Linked DNA regions of Homo sapiens: region 2 is linked to region 1. Evidence: chromatin contacts called from ENCODE Hi-C or POLR2A ChIA-PET data. All regions are on one chromosome and are shown on one strand. Each heading gives the region's core, a stretch centred on a gene start or an enhancer-like site at or near the end of the contact. The rest is flanking DNA. Distances are from core to core; before and after follow the strand shown.

What was found. A loop is a pair of places that touch in the nucleus more often than their neighbours do. ChIA-PET counts read pairs that join two places held with the same protein, here RNA polymerase II (POLR2A). Pooled maps may share reads with other maps.
Region 2: a loop to region 1 is called in a pooled map, with 4 times the contacts of the local background. The contact joins two enhancer-like sites. A Hi-C loop is called at or near these places in 1 of 50 pooled maps. POLR2A ChIA-PET finds 5 or more read pairs at or near these places in 3 of 52 experiments (GM12878, OCI-LY7 and activated B cell).

What each region holds. Positions count from the first base shown.
Region 1 is chr17:78,743,937-78,750,484 of GRCh38, reverse strand. The region is part of intron 1 of CYTH1 (cytohesin 1); the gene reads left to right. Among named protein-coding and RNA genes, the nearest start is that of CYTH1, 35 kb to the left of the region's middle. RefSeq lists enhancers at 1,382-1,451, 1,512-1,571. Within about 2 kb of position 2,329, at least 29 of the 41 ENCODE cell types and tissues checked have a DNase peak (open chromatin) inside an H3K27ac peak, as active enhancers do.
Region 2 is chr17:77,877,813-77,884,360 of GRCh38, reverse strand. LINC01973 (long intergenic non-protein coding RNA 1973) reads left to right here and starts at 274. Exons shown (of 2, transcript NR_028337.1): 1 at 274-439; 2 at 823-5,360. RefSeq lists an enhancer at 1,437-1,796. Within about 2 kb of position 3,425, at least 3 of the 41 ENCODE cell types and tissues checked have a DNase peak (open chromatin) inside an H3K27ac peak, as active enhancers do.

The DNA.
Region 1 (6,548 bases), core at 1,080-3,579:
AATCAGCTATAGCTTAGCCCTCTTCCTACCCCTAAACTTCAGGCTGTGACATCCCAGTGCCACATTTGACATCTCCTGGGGGATACCTACAGGGTCTCTCACAGTTGGCATGGCCACAGCAGAGCCCCTGGTGCTGTGTCCCTCTTTATTCACCCCACCTGAGAAATAGCATATCCGCTCACATAGGTGTTCCCATCAAATGTTTTGAATGTTTTGATATCAGCCTTCCCTTTCTCTTGTTCTGCCTATCCAGTTCATTAGTAGTATGGTTTATTCTACTTCCAAAACGCATCTTGAAGTAATCTGTTTTTCTGCATCTCTGCTGCTGATGTGCTAGTGGAGGCCACTGAATTACTTGCCTGGATGCCACATGAGCTTCCCGTAGCTGATGCCACTCTGTGCACCCATATCTCATGTTCCCTTCCTTCTGGGCACGTGGAGAAGCATATTCTCACCCCCTGGCCATTGATTTGCTATCCTTTTCAGACCCAGAGGGAGCAGGCTAAGAAATATTTTGTGGAATAAGTATGTGGTATTATTTTAGGAGCACTTGGTATTTCTTTGGGTAATAGTAGTTTCTGCAATTTGAGGACTGCTTCTAAACCTGTTAGGAATATTTTTTGAACTGTAAGGGAATTTTTTTTTTAGGGCAGAGAAACATCTGAACAATGTATTAAGTAAAAGCTTGGAGAAAATCTTGGGAAAAAAACACTTCAAAAATAGATTGTTTTAGAGTTCTTTTTTTCTGAAACCACCTGCCTTCTAAAGCAAGATAATTAGATTTTAAACAATGGTTTCTGCTTAGTTAGGTTTTTTTTTATTTTTTTATTTTTATTTGTTATTATTATTTTTTTGAGACAGGGATCTCAATTTGTCACCCAGGCTGGAATATAATGGCATGATCATAGCTTACTGCAGCCTTGACCTGTGGGCTCAAGCAATCCTCCCACCTCAATCTCCTGAGTAGCTGGGACCACAGGCACACCCACCAAACTTGGCTAATTTTTAAATTTTTTTTTGTAGGGGGGATGGAGTCTCAATCTGTCACCCAGACTGGGGTGCAATGGCACAATCTCTGCTCACTGCAACCTCTGACTCCTGGGTTCAAGCAATTCTCCTGTCTCAGCCTCCCGAGTAGCTGGGATTACAGGTGCCTACCACCATGCCTGGCTAATTTTTATATTTTTAGTGGAGACGGGGTTTCGCCATGTTGACCAGGCTGGTCTTGAACTCCTGACCACAGGTGATCTGCCTGCCTTCGCCTCCCAAAGTGCTGGCTGGTCTCAGACTTTTGGGCTCAAGTGATCCTCCCACCTTGGCCTCCCAAAGTGCTGGGATTACAGGTCTGAGCCACTATGCCTGGCCTAGTTTGTTTTTAAATCAATAACAGGTATCAAGAAGTTTGGACTGGCTGACCTTGGTGGTCTTACTGCTGCCACCTTTGCTCTGCCTCACACAGTATGTGGGTGTGTTGGGCCCTTCTCGCAAGCTCCTCTGTCATGTGATGGTTCCGTCTTCAGGGCTGTGGCAGGACCGCGCTGGTTCAGTTTGCTCTGTGTCAGCTGAGTAAAGGATGGGTGGAGTACACCAATTTTGTAACTTGTAACATTTGGTCTTGTGGTTTTGCAAGGAAGGGGTGATATATAATTAGTAAGGCAGGAGAGCAAAGGAAACAGGAAGGGGATCTGCAGTGCTCCTGTATCAAAGTAGATCTCCAAAGCAACAAGGGACAAAAGCAAGCACACTCCTCCCGCCCACCCGTTTTTACTTACTCTTATTTGATCAGAGAACTTTGCTTTCATAAACATCCTTGAATTAAGGCTGGAATTTTTTGGTAAAAATTCCTAACTGAATTTGGTTTAGAAGTATACAGAAAACCCAATGAATTAATTGAATAATCTCCCTTACCCCCTTCTTCAGACAATTCTCCTGTATTCTCTCAAGTAATAAAAGTACTAGAAAGATCAATTGTATTTATCATTAAATGGCTGGTGCTTATAATTTATTCCTTGAATCCAGTTAAACAGTGAGCTTTCCTGATAACCTAGGCATTGTTGTCCCCTACAGTAACCTGGGCCTGTTGGATGTGTAAACATTTTCCTTTGACCCAGGACTGTGTTGAAACTATTTGTTAATCACACAGCAGGATGATCAATACTTACACCAGCTGACGGGACACCTGGCATGACTACTCAGTGATCCAGTAAAACCACGCCAAGCTGGTTCCATAGAGTTTTCATTTTTGATGATAGGACTCGTAGCTCTCAGAATCAGAGAATGTTTAGAGGTGAAACTTACCACAAATGTGGGTCAGCATCTTTAGTTTGTTTCCGGTGTGTGGGGTGCAGTGGCGGACAGTGAGAGAGCCATGTGATGGGAGGAGGCTGCAGAGCTGGACTTTGAATAATGGGTAGGGTTCAGAAAAGTAGAAAATATTGTGAAATTTATTTTATTTTGTTTTTTTGAATGAAGCAACAAAAACAGAGATTTATTGAAAATGAAAGTACACTCCACAGTGTGAGAGTGGACCCGAGCATAGGGGCTCAAGGGCCAAAAATACTGTGAAATTTATTTTAATCAAAGTGGAACATAGATATAGTTTTAAAGATCCTATACAACACAAAATTTTACGTGCTTATAGCAGCAGTTTTCATAAGAACCCCAAAGTGGAAACAACCAGATGCCATCAGCTCATGAGTGGGTAAAGAAGATGAAGTCTGTCCCTACAAGGGAAGATTCTTTAGTCATAAAAAGGAATGAAGTTCTGACACATGCTGCAACATGGCTGAACATAGAAAACATTGTGCCAGGTGAAAGAAACCAGTCACACAAGGCCATGTATTAGGCAAATCTGTAGAGGCAGAAAGTAGATTAGTGGTTGTCAGGGGTTTGGGGATGCGGGAATGGGGGTGACTCCTATGGGGTATGGGGTTTTCTTTTGGGGATGATGAAAATGTTCTAGAATTAGATAGTGGTGGTGGTTGCATAACTTTGTGAACATGCTAAAATCACTGAATAGTATTCTCTAAAAATGTCCTGCCTCTCCCAGACAGTGCCTCCTCCCCGCAGATGTTGACCTCTAGATCCTTCAAGATTGGGACCGCAGTGCAGTATTTGAGTCTCCCCAGATCTCTTCCTAAATACCAGAGAATGCTGCTGAGAGTGTGCATTTTCTTAAAAGTCACTCCCCTCGTTAGTATACCTGTGCCACTATCTTCCCACCCCTCCCAGGGACTTTTTCTATTCTTACTCTACGAGCCTGGCATACTCTGGGCCTTCAGAGCCTGATCCTTAGCATGCCATGTAGTTTTTTCTTTTTTTTTTTTTTTTTTTTTTTTTGGCGCTGCCATTACCTGTGTCCTCCAATGAACTCTTGTGTTTTGAAGAGGGAGATACTTTGTTTTCTTGACCTTTGTAGGTCTAGCTCTTGGCTAACATAGTGCTTGGCACAGTTCAACAGACATCATTTAGAATGAACACATGGTAAAGAGTCAAATCTTTTTTTAATAAATCAGTGTACACTTTTATTATTATTATTTTTGAGACAGAGTCTGACTCTGTCACGAAGACTGGAGTGCAGTGGGGTGATGACAGCTCACTGCAGCCTTGACCTCCTGAGCCCAGATGGTCATCACCTGCCTCGCCCTCTGAAGTAGCTGAGACTACAGGCACGCACCACCACAGCCAGCTAATTTTTTAGTTTTCTGTAGAGACGGAGTCTGTTTATGTTGTCTAGGCTAGTCTTGAACTCCTGGGCTCAAGTGATCCTCTCACCTCGGCCTTCCAAAGTGCTGAGATTATAGGCACGAGCCATCACACCTGGCCTTTCAAATTATTACTCTGATGAGTAAATCAATATGTGAAGAGCAGCTAGAAAATGGGAGAGTCGGCATTCTAAAAGTGTTAGGCTCTTTCAGATGGAAAGTAAGAGAATCTCAGGTTACCATGTAGTGATACTTTTACCCTAGGAAGACAGAGGAAGTAGGAAACTCGGTCGCCGCACTGTCACTGTGGGTCTTGGAGCTCGGGTCTCCTTGTGGGAAAGTGGCCTTTGTAATAAAATCTTGCAGGTGTTGCGTAATTTCATTAGTCTACATGGTGAGGAATAGAGGAGGTTCAGAGAAGAATATACATGTATTTTGTATACCTCAGAATTTTAGAAAAGAGAATCCTGAATATTTTTTTGGAGGAGTTGAGGAAGAAGTAACTGAGGTTTAAATTTTATCTTTGCAGTGATGCCTGTTCTGACCGTCTTATTTAAAACTTAACAATACCTGACCCCACCCCCTGCCACATACTTCTCTTTTCCCCATAGCACCCATCACTTTCTAGCATGTTACTTATTATTTATTGTGTATATAGTTTTTTGCCTATGTCTGCCTGTATAGTAGAAGCCTATTATCACTATCCCTCAAATTAGCCAGTGTGTGTGGACAAAGGGCAAACCAATGTTGATATTAACAAAGCCCTTTCAGGAAATCAGTACTGGTGAATATACACATAGGAACTGGCACATGCGCTGGGTAGAACATGAATTGCCTCTCCTCTCCCTATATATGTTCAAAAGGTAATGAAATTTTTTTTTCTTTTTTTTGAGACAGAGTCTCGCTCTGTTGGCAGGCTGGAGTGCAGTAGCACAATGTCGGCTCACTGCAACCTCTGCCTCCTGGATTGAAGCAATTCTCTTGCCTCAGCCTCCCGAGTAGCTGGGACTACAAGTGTGTGCCACCATGCCTGGCTAATTTTTGTATTTTCAGTAGAGACGGGGTTTCACCATGTTGGCCAAGATGGTCTAGATCTCTTGACCTTGTGATCCACCCGCCTCGGCCTCCCAAAGCGCCGGGATTACAGGGGTGAGCCACTGCGCCCAGCCAGGTAATGGAATTTTTTGGTGCAATTTCTATGTCAATCTTTTAACAATCTTTTCATGTAGCCAGCAGAGGGCAGCACAGATGGAATTTATGACATTCAGTATTTTTGACTTTATTTTAAAGGGCGTTTAAAACTACTGTAGCAACCACTTCTAGGAGTAGTGTGAAGTTTATTTCAATTTCAGGTTTCTTCTTATTCTTTCTCGCTTGTAAATTGTGCTGTTTCTGCTTTGTCTTTATGGAGGAGGTTATTTCTGTTTACCTTATCATCATGAATATGTCAAATTAATACTTTCCAAAGTCTTTTTGACATGTTTCCAGATGCCTCCGAGGGCTGTGGTGAGGTTGGCGATGGTGGGTCCTGAAGGGGCACTGTTCTTTTGCCTCCAGAAAGTAGCAATTACTTGAACCAGAGTTCTTCGAGGTCTTCCCAATGCTCCCAGGCTCCACGGTGCACAGGAGACTGCAGTCCTGGCTCAAGGGTCCTCTCTGAGCATCTGACCAATGCTCTTGACCCCCTTCTCAGAAAGAAAAATCCCCAAAATGTACATACTCAAAACCACACAGTTTTTCAGTTTTGTGGCAAGTTATGGAACTGGTCATGGATTTTCTTGATAGAAACTAAATAAGATCAGTCTTTGTGATGCATACCTCTCTTATTTTTTTTCTTGCAAGAGTTACTGGTCCTTAGGCAAAAATTGAAGTAAATGCAAATTGTGTACATAAAACAAAGGATATGGTTTAGGTTTTCTTTTTTTTTTTTTTTTTGACATCTAATCGGTTTTGAGTTTTTCTTTTGATAACAAAAGTGCTAAAAAGTCTGTGTCATGAAGGTATGTACTAGCAAATGTGATCAGAAATCCCATAGCTTGCTTTGCTAGGTACAAGGTAAGCCTATGTCAAGGAATGGCAAGTTCTTTGAATTCTTGTTGACACATTACATATATCCTTTGCCATCAACTCTTTTTTCCCCCAAGGTCTAATAGATGCATTTATGTCAATACACAAAAATAGTATACCTCTATGTTTTTTAGGTAACCAAAGTAGAAGGAACCTTTGAAAGAATTGTGCAGTGTGTCCAGGTGTCTGGATTTCTGCCTGCAGAGGCTGGACAAGTCTTTGTTATGCTCCACCCCACCTTGCAGATGTTCTTCGGGACTTTGGAGGACACTTGCGTGATTGTATGCCCTAAGCTGTCTCCCATTTGGCAGCTTGTTAGGAAAGGTCTAAGCTGCAGAGAGAGGATACCAGGAAGCAAAATGATTTACCCCCAAATTCCAGAAAGGCTGCAGGGTACCCAGCACCTCTGAGAATGGAGATAAGGAAACGAGGGTGGTTTGAAAGTGTTCATTGTTGGCAGTTAAGATTTCCAGGTCTCCTCTCCATCTCCTGCAGCAAGGCAGTTTCTCTTGCACTTCTGGTAAACATGAAGGTTTAATTTCTGAAGAAGGCTGTGAAGATACAGAGAGCGAGTGAAAATCTATATTTATTTTAAAAAATACCAACCAAGAAGCAGCACCGAAAAAGCCCGTATATTTAACTGTGAGATTCCCATCCTTTCTTCCTCAGTGTAGCCCCCACAAATACTGGTGGTCAGTTTTACACTCCACACAGCCCAGGTAGGGGATTGGAGAATACTTCTTTGGGTAACTAGTCTAAGCAAAAATAAGCTACCGA
Region 2 (6,548 bases), core at 2,176-4,675, 870 kb after region 1:
AGCCACGCGTTCCCCCCGCCTCCTCCTTGATGGGTTCTCTCTGCACGCTTCAGGGTGCCCCCATGCTCTGCTCGGCCCCTGCAGCAGGAGGGCACAGAGCTCACTGCTGGCTGGTCTCCATGGCAACAGCTGACGAGTCTGCATCAGATGATGGCAGAGCTGCCTTGGAGCGCGAGCTTGGCTGTGACGGCAGGGACTTGGGAGGAGAGGAGCTGGAGGAGTGGGGGATGGGGCATGAGCTGGGGTGCCGGATGGGCTGCTCTCCCAGCAGCCATTTGGAAGATGCTTCCAGTCAAGTCTCAATCTCAGTCGGTCACTGGTCCATGTATATTTCATGGACATCTACCCTGTGCTGGGCACTGGGCAGACAACAGTCTACTGGACCCAGTCTCACTCTCAAGGGGACTGTAGTCCAAGAGAGAGGCAGGTAGATTATCAGGTAATTCCAGCTCACCACGATTGATGGGAAGGTAGGGAAAGTTTGGGATACATGCAAGGCCGTAGGAGAGGCACCCCACCGGGGCTTGGGGGCAGGAAAGTTTTCCAGGAGAGAGGGATATCTACGTGGCTTTCTGGCGGGGGGGGGGGGGTCGGGGAGAGAGAGAGAGGGAGAGAGGGAGAGAGAGAGAGATGAATGAGATCTGCCAGGAGTCCTCAGTGCCTGGAGCTCCAAGGGAGGAAGGCTAGGGAGGGAAGCCATGCTTGTCCTGGGGCCGAGATGAGGAGGAAGGGGAGGGTCTGCTCCAGGCCAGCCCTGGACAAGGGGATAAATTTTGTCTTCACCAGACACTGAATTGGTCATCCTCACCTCCCACCTTACAGATGAAGAAACTGAGGCTCAAAGAGCCACAGCGGGACGGAGGAGGTGGACCCGGCTCTGATGCAGGTGGCTGGTTCGATGGCAGACTCCCCTGTGCCGAGACTCCCAGACCAAATCCGGAGGTCCTGGAGTAGAGTGGGTGGGTCCGCCAGGGCATGGCCAGGCTGCCTGTCTCTGGAGACTCCCCCAAGGAAGTTTCTTGACCTTGAGGATGATAACGCAGGGCAGGCTCTTGAGGGCTGTGCAGGGACTCCCTGGAGAGCCCTGGGAAAAGCAGGTCCCCGCCTGCCTGGGCCTCTGCCTCTGCTGCAGGGGCCAGCACAGGTGTCAGGTCCCCACACATTTCATGTCCAGGCCATTTTCCCACTCTAGGGCCAAGGCTGGGCACTTCCCAGTCAGTGGCACAGCTGGTACTGTGGGGTCTCTCGCTCTGCAAAGGTTGGTTTCAATCCCAAGTGTCACTGCTGGAAACACTGGCCACCCCGGGACATGTGGTCTTGCCAGTCCTTCTGCAGGGCTCTGTTTCTTAGGTCCCAATCATCTGCAGGGAGCACTAGTCCGAGATCTTCCAAGATGCTGGGCAGGAACAAGCCTGCTATGCTCATTCCCAAAGGACTCCACATCTAGATAAATGAAGGCCTGGAAGGCTCTTTGGCTCTACACTAGCAAAACAGCTTACGTCACCCTGCCTAAAGAGACAGTCAGGAAATCCCCTTGTTCCTGGGCGAGGAGAAGCTGGCCCACACGGAGTGACGGCATTGAGCAGATACTACCCTTGGCTCGCTCATGGATGGGGCGGGGCCTGCTGACCTTGACAGCAATCAGGGGAGGGGGTTTGGAGGGAAGGGGTTAGCTGGTGAAGGTGAGGGAAAGGACTGGAGTTAGGACAGGGTGCAGCGACCACATCCTGTGACGAGGAGGCATCTGTGACCTGTGTGATCTGCCAGGCAGGCAGCACAAGTCATTGTACTGCTACTATGCCCGCTACTGAGACAGGAACAAAGAGAGGCTGTTTCTGCCTCTTGGTGCTCTCCATTGGACATGTCTGCTGGGCAGTGCTGGCTTTTACCATAGGTATTTTTCTGCTCTTCCTTCCCTCCTCCTCTCCCTCTCTCTTTTCCAGGGCACTCACACACACACACTTGCACACATGTGCACAGTTGCACACACATGCATTGAACACATGTGCACATATATGCGTTTGCATCCACTTGCACACCCACACACCTGTGCACTAGCACCCATTTGCACGCATGTCCACACACTTGCACACATGTGCATTTGCAGAAATGCACCCTTGCACTTGTGTGACACACCTGCACACTTGCATACACCCATTTGCATACAGGCACAGACACACTCGCATACATTTGCACACACAGCCACAAACTTGCACAAGCAGCACTTGTACACTGACACATATCCGTTTGTGCCTATACAGTGCACACTTACACATTTGCACACAGCTGTGCTTGCTCACACATTTGCACACACCCACCTACACACTTGCACACATACTACACACTTGAGCGTGCAGCACACATACCTATGTGCATACATGCACATTTGCACATGCACACAGCAGTGGCACACACTTCTCTATCACTCTCCCTAGTCACTGTTCTCCCCTGTGATTCCCACCCCTCTGACCGCCCCTGCTCACTTGCTGCCCCCTCCACTGGAAGGGGCCTGGCCTGGTGCCCTGTCTCTGTCTGTCTCCACCGTGCAGGGAGGTTTCACAAGGACTGGCTGATGTCTCGCCTCGAGCTGGCCTGGCCGCAGCTGCTGCTGAGCGGAAGTCTCTGAGGGGCGAGGCTGAGAGGAAACCACACTCTCACTGGGGTTCCCGCAGCTCTGGCCTCTGGGGAGGGGTGTGGAGATGTGTGGGCGTGAGATGGCTTTGAGGGAGGGACAGCATGAAGCTTTTCGCTGGGTCTGTCTTTTCAGTCTCCAGGACAAAACTAGGCCACTGTGCTCCAGGAGAAGGGAAAACCCACGTCCCCCCAGGCTGGGCCCACCGGCAAATCGGGCTCCCAGGCCCTTCTCAGCCCATGCTTCTGTCTCTGCCTTGTCAGGCTTATTCTTTGGGGCTTTGAAGCAGCCTTTGGTGGGCAAACGGCATCTCAGGGAACCCTGGCCTGTCTCCTCCAGAGCTTGTGCCTTGGCCCTGGGCAGGGGCCACCATGGGCTGTTGATGTAAATGGCATCCCCAGAGTTGTGCAGTGTGGGGGCAACCCTGAGGTATCAGCCCAGCCCCCTGTCTGCAGCTTTTGCTACCCAGCCCAGCTCCAGCTCTGTCTTTGTCACTGGGGGTGGTGGGGGAGGCTGGAGCTCAGGGACGGGGCACTCCTGGCAGATTCTCCCTGCCCCAGGTGGAAGGGGAGGGGGGAAGTACCCATCCTCCATCCTCCTATCCTGCCAGCGGGGTGGGCGCTACTATGCTGGGGAGGGTCTGGCTGAATAATGATGCTGAGCTCGGGACACCAGCCTTCTCCGTGCACCTACTGTGTGCCAAGTACCATCCCAAGAGCATTATGGGTGGTAACTTATACAATGACTCAGAGAGGCACCGCTATAATCACCCCCAGTTTCTGTCTGGTTCCAGTCCTGGCCACACAGCTAATAAGCAGCAAATGGATTTGATCTGATTTTATCTGAACCCAGGCAGGCTGGCCCAGAGCCCACTGTCTAATCATTGGGCCGTCCAGCCTGTCAAGACTCCAGGCTCGCTGGCGTCGTACCCCTCTGTCATTTCCCAGGGAAACAAGCTCTAGCAGCACCTGCCCTGTGGGTACTTTGGCCCTGCCTCCCTGCCTCCCTGCCTCCCTGCCTCCCTGCCTCTCATGATAGGAGCCAAAGAATGGTCTCCTTTGCAGGAAAGGAGCTCGACGGGGGTCTTCTCTTGCAGGCTCTGTCTTGCATGTGGGTCCTGAGCTTTCTCATTGAGTAAGGGGAGGGGGCAGCTGGTTCAGTCCAGCGCAGAGTGGATGGAGGCCAGTTGAGGCTTTCTTGAAACCCTAAGCCCAGCTGGGATCCTCGGGGAAGGATCCTTCGCTGGGATCTGACTGGCTCTTCCAGAGGTCAGTGGGGCATGTGGCTGGAGCCCAAGTAGGAGGGAGGAAGAAATGGTGGTCTGAGTCCTGGGGTGACCAGGCCCTGAACCTGCCCTGCTGGGACCCCATTCCCTGACTCTAGGCCCCCTTTCCCCACCACACAGGACACCAGGCTCTTGCCTTAAGACAGGAAAGGAAATGCCTTATGGTGAACAATTCTCCAGGTCCCTATTGTGGCTCCAACAGATGCCAGAGGGACATGGCAGGTGACCCTGGTCTCCTACGACCCTGACTTTACTTGCTGTCATGAGGCCAATCTCTTACCTTGACCCACCTCCTGCCTCTGCTTTCAGAAGGGCAGAAGAGCGGGCCTCCTCTAGCTTCCCAGCCGCCTCCCGCCTCCTGCCGCCCGGCAGCGCTGGGCCCCCCAGCAGCGAGGTTCAGGAGGGGAAGAACCTCTCGCAGGTGAACAAATTGCTGCACATCAGACACATTCTTTTCAAGCCTCATTTTCTCTCCTTTTCATGCTAACTTTCCCACTATTAAAGAGCATTTTTAAAAAGAAGATGAAAAAAGGCAGAGAGAAAAGAAGGATGAAAGTGTGAGCGGGTATCCGGAAGTCCTTTTCAATTGCCTGCTGCTGTGCAGGGTCTGAACTAAGAGCAAGAAATTGGAGGATGCTGGAGGGGCGAGGTTTCGTTTCAGTCCTGCCTATTGGGCCAAGTCTGGGGCGGGGAAGGAGAGGTGATGGAGGTGGGCCTGGCTGGGCCCTGCGGCCCTGGAGGCTGCCCCTCTGCCTGCCACCCAGCCCCTGGCCTGTGCCTGGCACAGGAAGCCCGTCAATAATTTCTTGTTGAATGAATGAAAGAAAAGAAATCAGTGGATGGAGAAGGGCTGGATTCTTTTGTGGGGACCTTCCACGCCACCTTCTCTGTGGGGCTCTAGGGCTGAGAAAGAAAGGACAGATTTGGCAAAGGTCAGGCAGGGGCTGGGAAAGCATTAGGTGGACCAGGCATGCTACAGCAAGGCCACGCCTGCACTGTTGTCCCACTGGTGACACCCATGGGTGCAGCCATGGCGGGTGGGCGCAGTTTCACATGGGATTGGGGGTGAGCCTGGGTTGGGTGGGCGACCCCCACCCCTTCCCTACCCCTCTCCCCACCAGCAGGTACTACTGGGTCTGCGTGAAGATAAAAGCTCAGGAACATGCCAGGAAGGTGTGACCATGATGATACCTCTGAGATGAACCCAAGAAGAAACAGCAGAGTATTACAAAGGGGAACAGGACTCAGGGTGGACTTCAAGTATCATTAAACATAATCAAATATTTAAAAAGTTATTATTGACTGGGTGCAGTGGCTCACGGCTTTAATCCCAGCACTTAGAGAGGCCAAGGTAGGAAGATTGCTTTAGCCTAGGAGTTTGAGACCAGCATGGGCAACATAGTGAGACCCCATCTCTAAAAAAAAAAAAAAAAAAAAAACAAGAAAAAAACAGGAAATAAAATACAATAAATAAAAAAATTTAGCTGGGCATGGTGGTGCACACCTGCAGTCCCAGCTACTCGGGAGGCTGATGCAACAGGATTGCTTGAGTCTAGGAGGCCGAGGCTGCAGTGAGCTATGATCAGGCCACTACACTCCAGTCTGGGCAACAGAGCAAGACCCAGTCTCATACACATACACACACACACACGCAAGAAAGTTTCTGTTTAATCCAAAGGATGGAATGCTATCCAGCAGGGAAAAGGAAGGAGCTACTGGTACATGCAGCAATGTGGGTGAGCCTTGAAAGCATTGTGCGAAGTGAAGGAAGCCAGACACAGAGGCCTCTGTATATATGACATTCTGGAAAAGGCAGAGCTTTAGGGACAGAAAATCCATCAGTGGTTGCTTGGGGCCAAGATGGGGGGAGAAGATTGACTGCAGAGGGCCAGGAGGGACTTTTCTGCATCATAGAGACATTCTCTATCTCGATTGGGTGGTGGCTCCATGACTACATATACATGTTGAAATCCATCAAATGGTATACTTAAAATTAGTGAGTTTTATTGCATGTGAATTGTACTTCAACGAAATGGGTATATTAAAAATCTGCAGCTGTCTGCAATCCTTCTATGTCCTAGGCATGAGCTGGGAACATCTAAATATAGGATTTTCAATATTCAGGACAACCCAGTATTTTTTCAGAGAGATGAGCACAGGCTTTGCGAGGTCACACGGTGAATGCAGGCCACACAGCTTATATGCCAGCGTGGAGATAAAGGCTGAACTTTCTGCCAGGGGCCTGGAGGGGAGTGAGCACAATAAGACCTGACCGTGGTGGCCATGGAGCCTGGTGCCCCAGGGTTCTGTGTTCCCAGGGACCTGCTGTGTAAGGCCCGACCATCTGCCCACAGGAGCTCAGATCACCTTTCTCTCCAAACTGTTTGGGTATTTGAGTCCCTGGATTTTTCTAAATCAGAGTTTGGTTAGGCCTGGTCCCCCAGAAATGCCCTCAGAGCCCCAGGCAGGGACCCCAGCCACTTGCCCTGGAGGAAGCCCCTGGGCTTGCCTCCCTCCTTCCCCCACCTTCTCTTTCTCTCTGGATATCAGCATATTTGTCACACTTACTTCATTTCTCCTCCAGCTTGGTGACGCAAGGTGAGCTGAAGGAGAGCCGCTTGGGTGAGGATT